Linked DNA regions of Homo sapiens: region 1 is linked to region 2. Evidence: chromatin contacts called from ENCODE Hi-C or POLR2A ChIA-PET data. All regions are on one chromosome and are shown on one strand. Each heading gives the region's core, a stretch centred on a gene start or an enhancer-like site at or near the end of the contact. The rest is flanking DNA. Distances are from core to core; before and after follow the strand shown.

What was found. A loop is a pair of places that touch in the nucleus more often than their neighbours do. ChIA-PET counts read pairs that join two places held with the same protein, here RNA polymerase II (POLR2A). Pooled maps may share reads with other maps.
Region 1: a map of PC-9 shows a loop between it and region 2 (4-fold over the local background). The contact joins the promoter of LAMP2 here to the enhancer-like site in region 2. A Hi-C loop is called at or near these places in 1 of 168 maps with a recorded cell type or tissue (PC-9) and 5 of 50 pooled maps. POLR2A ChIA-PET finds 5 or more read pairs at or near these places in 1 of 52 experiments (activated CD4-positive, alpha-beta T cell).

What each region holds. Positions count from the first base shown.
Region 1 is chrX:120,466,194-120,471,294 of GRCh38, reverse strand. LAMP2 (lysosomal associated membrane protein 2) reads left to right here and starts at 1,999. Exons shown (of 9, transcript NM_002294.3): 1 at 1,999-2,189. The coding sequence starts at 2,126. RefSeq lists a silencer at 1,797-2,061.
Region 2 is chrX:119,988,525-119,993,546 of GRCh38, reverse strand. It overlaps the pseudogene RHOXF1P3. Among named protein-coding and RNA genes, the nearest start is that of RHOXF1-AS1, 45 kb to the left of the region's middle. Within about 2 kb of position 2,931, at least 2 of the 41 ENCODE cell types and tissues checked have a DNase peak (open chromatin) inside an H3K27ac peak, as active enhancers do.

The DNA of each region.
Region 1 (5,101 bases), core at 750-3,249, 480 kb before region 2:
AGTGATTAATAAGACTGCCACAGACCTACTGTTTCAGAATCTCTGGGGAATGAGGTACAGGAATCTGTATGTTAAAAAAAAAAAACCCAAAACCAGATGGTTCTTTTGGAAACTAACACTTGAGAATCAGTGCTTTATTCCAACTCAAGATTTTTAAATGCTTTCATCTGTTGAATATTTTAGGTTTTGTCTGTTCATCTATCAAGTATAGCAAACAGTATGCTTAGTATGAACTCATTACAGAATATTTGTGTGTATGTACATAGGAAAAATATCTGGAAGTATAGATGTGGGTGTGTGTATATATGTGTGTAAATATATATAATAATGTTAATAGTAGGAATACAGATGATCTCTATTTTTCCGCTTTATCCTTCTGTTTTATTTCTCTCATTTTTTTCTTCCTGTGTTTAAAAAAGATGCTTCTTGTTTCTGAGCTCAATTCCCCCACCTGAGAACAGGGTGCTGTAACTAGGTGAATTTCAAGATCATGTCTTGTTCCGATGGTCCGTGACTCCATACTACCCCCTAGGTTCCCTCGTCCATCTCACAGCATGAACTGCATAGGTAACAACAGTGTTTGGAGAATAAGCATGTATTATTTTTGTATGTATTACGTTTGAGATGCCTAGCAACCGTTTTTGTGCCCGCAAAATTTTTCTCTTCTTTGTCAAGGAGCCAAAACGGAAATAGTCTACTATCTACGGCCCTCAAAAGTTCCTCCTCTCTCCTTAGCCTTAGAAAATACCGTCCGCCATAGGCATGGGCAAAGACCTCATGGCTAAAACACCAAAAGCAATCGCAACAAAAGTCAAAATTGACAAATGGGATCTAATTAAAAGAACTTCTGCACAGCAAAAGAAATTAGCATTAGCGTGAACAGGCAACCTGCAGAATGGGAGAAAATTTTTGCAATCTACCCATCTGACAAAGGTCTAATATCCAGAATCTACAAGGACCTTAAACAAATTTACAAGAAAAAAACAACCCCATCAAAAAGTGGGCAAAGGATATGACCAGACACTTCTCAAAAAAAGACATTTATGCAGCAACAAACATGAAAAAAAGCTCATTATCACTGATCATTAGAGAAAGGCAAATCAAAACCACAATGAGATACCATCTCACGCCAGTCAGAATGGTGATTATTAAAAAATCAGGAAACAATAGATGCTGGCGAGGCTGAGGAAAAATAGGAATGCTTTTACACTGTTGGTGGGAGTGTAAATTAGTTCAACTATTGTGGCAGACAGTGTGGCGATTCCTCAAAAATCTAGAACCAGAAATACCATTTGACGCATGCACACGTATGTTTATTGCAGCACTATTTACAATAGCAAAGACTTGGAACCAACCCAAATGCCCATCAATGATAGACTAGATAAAGAAAACGTGGCACATATATGCCATGGAATACTATGCAGCCATAAAAAAATGAGATCATGTCCTTTGCAGGGACATGGATGAAGCTGGAAGCCATCATCCTTAGCAAACTAACACAGGAACAGAAAACAAAACACTGCATGTTCTCACTCATAAGTGGGAGTTGAACAATGAGAACACATGGACACAGGGAGGGGAACAACACACACGGGGGCCTGTCAAGGGGTGGGGGCCAAGGGGAGGGAGAGCATTAGGAGAAATACCTAATGCATGTGGGGCTTAAAACCTAGATGACGGGTTGATAGGTGCAGTAAACCACCATGGCACATGTATACCTATGTAACAAAGCTGCACATTCTGCACATGTATCCCAGAACTTAAAGTAAAATTAAAAAAAAAAAAAAAAAAGAAAGAAAAAGAAAAAGAAAATGCCGTCCGCGCATATCTCTCAGGAGCATAGGAAGGGCTGTGAACCAAAAAGCCAGGGCGTGGTCGCCCCGCCCACCGGCCGCTACATCACCACCCCTCTCGCCGCTTTCAAGCGCGGAGATTGGCTGTAAGCAAGAAAGAGCCCCGCCCCTAGTCTTATGACTCGCACTGAAGCGCCGATTCCTGGCTTTTGCAAGGCTGTGGTCGGTGGTCATCAGTGCTCTTGACCCAGGTCCAGCGAGCCTTTTCCCTGGTGTTGCAGCTGTTGTTGTACCGCCGCCGTCGCCGCCGTCGCCGCCTGCTCTGCGGGGTCATGGTGTGCTTCCGCCTCTTCCCGGTTCCGGGCTCAGGGCTCGTTCTGGTCTGCCTAGTCCTGGGTGAGTTGTCGGGCCCTCCCGATTAGTCTGTCCGCCTGGGCCCGGGGCACCAGTTCAAAGCTACAACCTGAAAGACTGGTCCGAGGGGGAGGGGGTTGAGAGGCTCAGCAGCTAACACTGGGCGGCGGCGGTTGGCCCGGGGAGGCAAGCGGTGACCTAGAGAAGGCCTGACCGACGGATGGCGGGGAAGAAGGGCCCAGGAGAGTAAGAAGGGGCCGGTAACGGGGGGTGGACGCCGAGGGAGTAGGCTGGGAGGAGTGAAGCGTGGAGAGGGTCAGCGTGGAAAGAGTAACTTGGGGAAAACACTGAGGAGTGAGCGTAGGAGGGTGGTACATGCAGATTTTGGGCGCCAGAGACAATTAGGAGAGTCTTGGTTTGCTGAGATCAGGGAAGAGTTTTGAAGATGGTGGAAAAACTATGGGGTGAGATAGGAAATTAAGAGAGAAGACCATGCCTGCCTGGAGTAGCTTGGGAGAAGTGTGTGGGTGGGGGACAGATGGGACAGATAGGACAGTAGAGCCTGAGGGGCAGGGGCAGTGACAGGGTTGGGCATTTTGAAGGTTGGAATTTGAGACTGTGAAGAAAGGATGATTCAAGAGATTAGGAGTGATGCTGGGTTTGAGTTTGGTAGTCATAGTTTTAAGGGCGAAGGAACCTAAGGTAGCTGGGGCAATTTCCAGGAAAGAAAACTTGGACCCAACCTCTGGAGACTAAGGGGTTCAGGGGGAACTTTGATGGGGAGTGCACATCTGACTTGGAGGTATTGAGGATGTCGATTTTCTCCCAGTTTTGCTACTTCCTCCCAGCCAGACGCTGACAAAAAAATCCCCAGACGTTTCAGTTAGGAGGGCCTCCCAGATGTGAGGTTTTGGGGGTGGAGTATTTGAGTTTGGTAGACTACCTCTTTGCCTTCAGAGTTTCTTCTTTTCTTTCTTCCCCATCACACAGCTAGCCTATTACCTCATATTTTGGGGGTGCAGGGAGCAGGTAGACAAACTTGCTAAGGATTGGGTTGTTACCAGGGCCTAAGAATGGCTGGATGGGGCCGGGCGTGGTGGCTCATGCCTGTAATCCCAGCACTTTGGGAGGCCGAGGTGGGTGTATCACCTGAGGTCAGGAATTCAAGACCAGCCTGGCCAACATGGTGAAACCCCGTCTCTACTAAAAATACAAAAATTAGCCGGGCGTCGTGGCACATGCCTGTAATCCCAGCTGCTTGGGCGGCTGAGGCAGGAGAATCGCTTGAACCCAGAAGGCGGAGGTTGCAGTGAGCCAAGATTGCGCCATTGCACTCCAGCCTGGGCGACAAGAGTGAAACTCTGTCTCAAAAAATAAAAATAAATAAATCAATAAATAAATGGCTGGGTGAATGTTCGCTGATTGTGTTGTGCCCTAATAGGCAGTGGGTCGCTAACAACTTTAATGCCTAAAAGTGAACTTTGACTAAAGTGTCTCTTCCTGACTTTGATTCATGCTGTGCTTGTTGCTACCCACCTGCTCTTGCTATTTGTGACTTAATAAAATAACATAAAGAACAGACCCAGATGGGAGTGGGGAAGAAATAGACATATTAGGGGTCTGAGAAAGCAGTGAGAGGTATACATTTTGTAATTCACATTTCAGTAGAATGAAATCAACACCCTGGAATAGTGATTCTCAACCAGGGGACATTTGGCAACATCTGGAGACATTTTTGGTTGTAACAACTGGGGGATTGCTTTTAGCATCTAGTGGGTAGAGGCCAAGGATGCTGCTAAACATCCTAACTAAGCACAGGGCAGCCCCTGACAACAAAGAATCATCTCCCTGAAAATGTCAATGGTGCCAACATTGATAAATCCTGCTCGAAAACCATAGTATTGGAAGGGTTCTTGATTATCTAATTCAGTGACTCTCGAGGACCTTTTCATGCGTCTGTGAAATCAAAACTTCGGAATAAGGTTAAGAAGGTATTTGTCCTTTTCTGCTGGGCACAGTGGCTCACGCCTGTAATCCCAGCACTTTGGGAGGCTGAGGCGGGCGGATCACCTGAGATCAGGAGTTCAAGACCAGCCTGACCAACATGGTGAAACCCAGTCTCTACTAAAAATAGAAAAATTAGCCGGTGTCGTGGCACATGCCTGTAATCCCAGCTACTTGGGAGGCCGAGGCAGGAGAATCGCTTGAACCCAGGAGGCGGAGGTTGCGGTGAGCCAAGATTGCGCCACTGCATTCCAGCCTGGGCAACATGAGCGAAACTCTGTCTCAAAAAAAAAAAAAAAAAAAGAAGTTATTTGTCCTTTGTCCTTTTCACTCTCATCCTCTCACCAGTGTACAGCAGAGTTTTCCAGTGGCTACGTAACATGTGATGACCTCACCACTCTGATGTTCTTATATTTTATTCATTTCTCAGTTTTAATTTCTAATACTGTAAATACCAATACATATGACTCACATAAACCTCTGTGAAGTCCTCAGTGGATAAGAAAGTAAAGGGGTCCTGACACCAAAACTTTGGGAATCCCTGATGTAGTCCAACTGTTCACAGCGCGCAGGAAACTCTTCTGTAGCACTTCTGAAAGGCGGCCTTGAGGCAGGCTTTGCTTGAATACTTAATTGGAAGCCTTAACTGTACCTTGGAGCACTTACTGAGGGCCAACTGACCCTAAGAAAGGATTGTTTACAATGGAAAGTACCTTATCAGTGACTAGAACACATCTGACCAAGGCATCTGTTAATCAGTAGTTCCCTGCCAATTGAATCTGTGCACAAATACAACACTGTTATTGTTTTGGGAAAGTGAAAAAAATAATAGTTGTCCTACTTGTTGGCTTTCATGTCATTAAATTTTTTTTTGTTTTTTAATGAAAGCTTTTTTGTTTTGTTTTTACAAAAGCAATGCTTACTCACTGCAGAAAATAAACATGCAAAAA
Region 2 (5,022 bases), core at 1,682-4,181:
TGGTCTAAATTGAGCGTGCCCCACCCCACCACCAAACAAATTACATAAAACCCACCAGTTTAAAACAGTAACATAAAAAAAACTTCTTAGTTGTCAGAAATTCCTAAAGAGAATATTCCCTCATAGAGCTCCATTTGTGCCATACCTTCAAGGTATATATTTGAGTGTATGCAATTTTTCTTTAACCTTTTCACCCTTCTTAGTTAAGTGAAAACTTTTTCAAAATTGTTCTTTTTTATTCCAATTTTTAAACAAATTTCCTGTTTGCAAACCTGCCCCCCCACACCCCCAGTGTAATGCAAGTATATTAGCAGTGTATTCCGGCTTACAAATAAAAGTATTGGAGAAAATCAAAATTGCGGGCTGCCACTTTCTACATGGCTTCATCAGACCCTTAAAAACAACAGCAGGACTACCAGGCACTTGGACTTTTAAGCTATGTCCTCCCCATAAGTCTCAGTGAAACTAAACATACATTAATTACTCATATAATGTGTTCTTTCTGTATGTAACTTATTCCCTTATCCCAATGCCTGAATATTTATAAATTTGGTCATTTAGCTAAGAACATAGCCTGGTTTAAATATTTTAAATACAGTTGAACCTTCTCACAATATGGGTCCTTGGTGCATTAATTTGCAAACTCCTCAAGTCAGACTCAGTCCCAACATAACTCCACACAGAAGTGTTCTCTAAAGGATACCATTGTTAGAAGGAATGGAACTTTATTTACACTTAACCTTGTACAGGAAATAGAAGTAACAGTTTAGTTCTGTTTCGCATTAGAAAGCATATTCCCTCTGGTAATGGGAAATTTCCATAGGCTAAGGTTTATGTATCCCATTATTCCCCCGCTAAAGTTCAAAACTCACTTGGCAAACATAGAAAAGGCAACAAAAACAGGCCAATTGGAGAATGTGTAGGACAAAGGTATTCAAGGACTGAGGCAGGTTTCAGAGAGTGGCTACTCTGACCAATTGCTTTCATCAGGCTTACTGGCTTCCACTTCGGCTTCACTCACATCCATGCAGATTGCAAGCTGCTTTCTGGGAAAGAAAACTACAAAAATTCAGTATTTGGAATTGTGGATGAAACGAAATACACCTATGAACATTTCATACCAGTTTGAAAATGTCTAGCCTCCCAACTGCTCCTGCACATTTTTCTGTGATACCTAAAAATAGCCCCAGGCTTGCATTAGGTAGGGGATTGTTTTCCTTTGTGTGCAGAATTTCAGAGAGGGCTAAAACACTTAGGATTCAAGATTTTTCTATCTCTATCTATCTGTCATCTATTCATGTAATTTATCTATGTATCTAATTTTAGAGACAGGGTCTAGCTCTGTAGCACAGGCTGGAAGGCAGTGGCCGGATCACAGTTCACTGAAGCCTTGAACTCTGGGCTCAAGCGATCCTCCAGAGCACCTTGGATTACGGGTGCGTGCTGCTAATATGCCCAGCTAATTTTACAAAATTTTTTGTAGAGATGAAGTCTCAGTATATTGGTCAGCCTGGCCCTGAACGCCTGGACTCAAGTGATCCTCCTGACTTGCCCTCCCAGAGCGCTCGGATTACAGGCATGAGCCACAGCACCAGCCCGAAGATTAATAATTTTAATGCAAATATTTAACTTGATTCGTATCTATACTGCTTGAAAAATACCTTGATGCCCAGTTGCTATCGCCCGCATCCCACAGCTCAAGAGCGGCCCTGAGCCAGTGGCCTTGAGCCCCCTAAATAGCTCTTGGCACTGGAGCCTGGTAAAGAGACATGGGTAGAGCCAAAGGCGTCCAGGGAAGAGCCCCAGAGTCCTGGGAACTGGGAAGCTCCAGAGCAAGCCGCTTACCGAGCGAACACGTCGAGATATTCAGAGCGTGGGAAAATGCTGTCTAGCTCCTTCAGGTGCAACCTGCTGAACGCACTGGGGCTGAAGAGACGCCGCTAATATTGGGGTTGTGGCTCCTCCGCGGAGGAGTCCTGGGCTGGAAGCCTCAGGCTGCTGCTGCGAGGGCTCCTGGTCGCCACCGCCGCGCTTCTGGTTATCCTTGATCGTGGGGTCGGCAGCTCCCGCACAGAAGTGACTTTCTTCTTCTGCTCCAGCTCCCTGCTCGGGTTTGGACCGTATTTTCTTCTCCTCGTCTCCTCCAGCTTCAGTCACCAAAGTCCCTACAGCCTTCGCATCTGGAAAGGAGGAAAGGCAAAGAGAGATTGAGAGAGGAGACAGAGAGAGATCAGGGCGTTTGGCGCGGGCACAGGGCAGCATAGAACCGCGGCCTGAGAGAGGAGGCGCAGCAGCGTCCGGTCCACGCCCCCCTCTCCGGGAAAGTTCCCTTCTCGGGAGAGTTCCCCAAACTCTCTCCCTCCGGGGGAGTTCCCCAAAGCACCGGTCCGGGTCCCCAGACAAGCACTGACTGTCGCCTTCCTGGAGCTCATGGAACAGGAAACCCAGGCCGGGGTTGCCTGTGTCTTCGTGGCCGGATCTGGGCTGGGACCCCATCTGGGAGCGCGGTGGATGAAGCCGTGCGCCTCCACGGATTCTGCGCTGGGGTCCTTCGGCTCCTGCTCTGAGTTCCGGCTCGTGGACTTCGGGTCCGACGCCTGCAGGTGGCGGGGAGTGGGCTCCTGCCCTGGTCGCCGCTGCTTGCGGTGTGTGTGTGTGTGTGTGTGGCGGAAGGCCCTGCTGGCAGGCGCTCACGGCCCGAGTGTGGCGGTTAAGTCAGGGATGCGTTCGTGGTCAGGGCGCGGGGAGGGGTCGGACGTGTGTGGGGACTTGCGATCCATTTTGCAGCTTCGTTGACCACTCCCACTCCGGGCGGGGTGACTGCCAGAGGGAGGGGCTGAGCTGTCTGGCAGGAGTCGAAATTGAGGCAGGGGGAGAGGCAGCGGAGCGAGACACAATCTAGCCCCCGAGCCCTTGGAGAAAGTTTGCAGAACACGTTTCCGTGTGGCCCTGGAGGCAGGCGGGCCAGCGTAATGCTTCTCCAGGGCGAAGACGCCGCACGCTGAAGGCAGCGCACCTTGCAATTTGGACTGCCAGCACTGCTCTCCCCTCTGGGTAGTTAGTAACTAATGGATGAGTCTCTCTAGCTCTGGTCTGTTCCCACCCAAAGTCCGCGAATCGGACCGTAATTAAGATGAAATGATGAAGTCAGAGGCTGCATGCTAGGTTTTTGCAGCAATGTCCAGAAAGTTGAGTGCGCCACGCTCTCCAGGAGATCTGTGGAAGCAGAAGTTTGGGGCTGGGATTTGCAGAGCACTCTGGATGCTCAGGTGCAAGTTGCAAGAAACCTAACACGCCCCTTGCAAAAGCTCCAGGTACTCCACGTCAGAGTACACATAGAACCCTGCCTGGTGTTTAGTGCATCCCAGAAGGCTTACACTGCAAGTGGCCCTTCCTTTGGCGCTAGACGCGACTGTGGAGCATGCAATGTCTGCTAAGCTATGCTGGGCTCTGGCGCCTTAGGTTGCAAGCCCTCTGCAGAAGTGCCAGTGTTCACTGTGCTGGGCAGGCGCTGGGGACTTGGGTTAGCTCCCGTCTTCCCTCCATCCTCACCCACTTCTGTTACCCATCCTCCTCCTCCTGCTTCTCATTTCCTACTCTTTGTCTAGAACTATCATTCTGACCTTTTGCTCCCTACTGATAAATGTCAAATAAAAAAGAGCCAGGGCCGATTGGGACCTCTATGTTTTTCCCTTAAGAAGTGTGCCTCAGGACGATGCAGGATGTGGGTTATAGTGAACTATGATAACGCCACTGCACTCCAGCCACTGCACTCCAGCCTGGGCGACAGAGCGAGACCCTGTATTTCAAAACAAAAAAATTTAAAAATCGTGCCCCCGTACGATTCTGGGCTCGGTTGTGCGCGCCTGTAAATACTAGCTCCTCCTGTGGCTTCGGCGGGAGAATCGCTTGAGACCAGGAGTTTGAGACCAACCTGAGCAAAATAGAAAAAAACCCATCTCTAAAAAAATAAAAAACAAAATAGTTGGGCATGGTGTCATGCGCTGTCGTGCAAGCTATTCAGGAGGCTGAGGTGGGGGGATCGCTTAACCCCAGGCATTGGAGGCTGCAGTGAGCTATGATCACACCACTGCACTCCAGCGTGGGTGACTCAATGAAACCCTGGCTCTAAAAAAATAAATAAATAAAAATTAATTAATTAATTAATTAATTAAAAATAAGAATTGTTCCTTGGAATGAGTTGGTTTCCTGAATATTGGGATTATTTATCCTTTTTTTTTTTTTTGCCATGATAAACACCATTGCCATCAGACCCATTTAATAAAATAAACCATTTTCATAGGCCCATAAAGGTACACCCACTCACTTCGCCCACTGTGCTAGACAGGTAAGTCTCTCCTTTCTCCTGTTCCAGGAGGATAGAGAGGAAACCAGCTACAAGATGGTTGGTTGAACAATTCACTCTGAAAATGCTGTCAAGGAATTTCACCCCCACAGACTCTCCCTGACATTAACCAAGACGTCTCCTCCTCAGGCTGCCGCTTGCAGGGTTCTGTAGACCTCACCCTTCTCGTGGCCAGACACTCTGAGATGAAATTTGGCCTGGGATCAGTTACTATGTGAGAGACCTACAATGATTTTAATCATGGTGTGCCTTAGCCCAGCTAGGACATCTGTCAGAATTGGAGTTGTGTGGTGTCTGAGAGATTTCCATGACTTGCTTCAGTGCTTTCTAAGCTTCAGTAGTCATTTCTGTGCCCCTTCGGTGAGTGTTACCTACCGGGCCACCAATCAATTAGTATTCACTTAAAATTTTTAGTTAAATTGAGTCACTTCTTGCAAATGTTTTGTACGTAATTGAGCATCATCCAAGCAAAAATAGGCCCAAATGATGAGTTTGATGTCCTAGATTTATGAGGGCAGGGACCCTGGAGTTAGACTGCTGGCATCTGCATCATGGCTTTGCTTGACATTTGCTACCTAGCTAACCTGGGGAGTGGTTTTTTCTCCCTGTGCTTCATTTTTCTCATCTGTAAAACCTGTTATAATAATACCTACCTC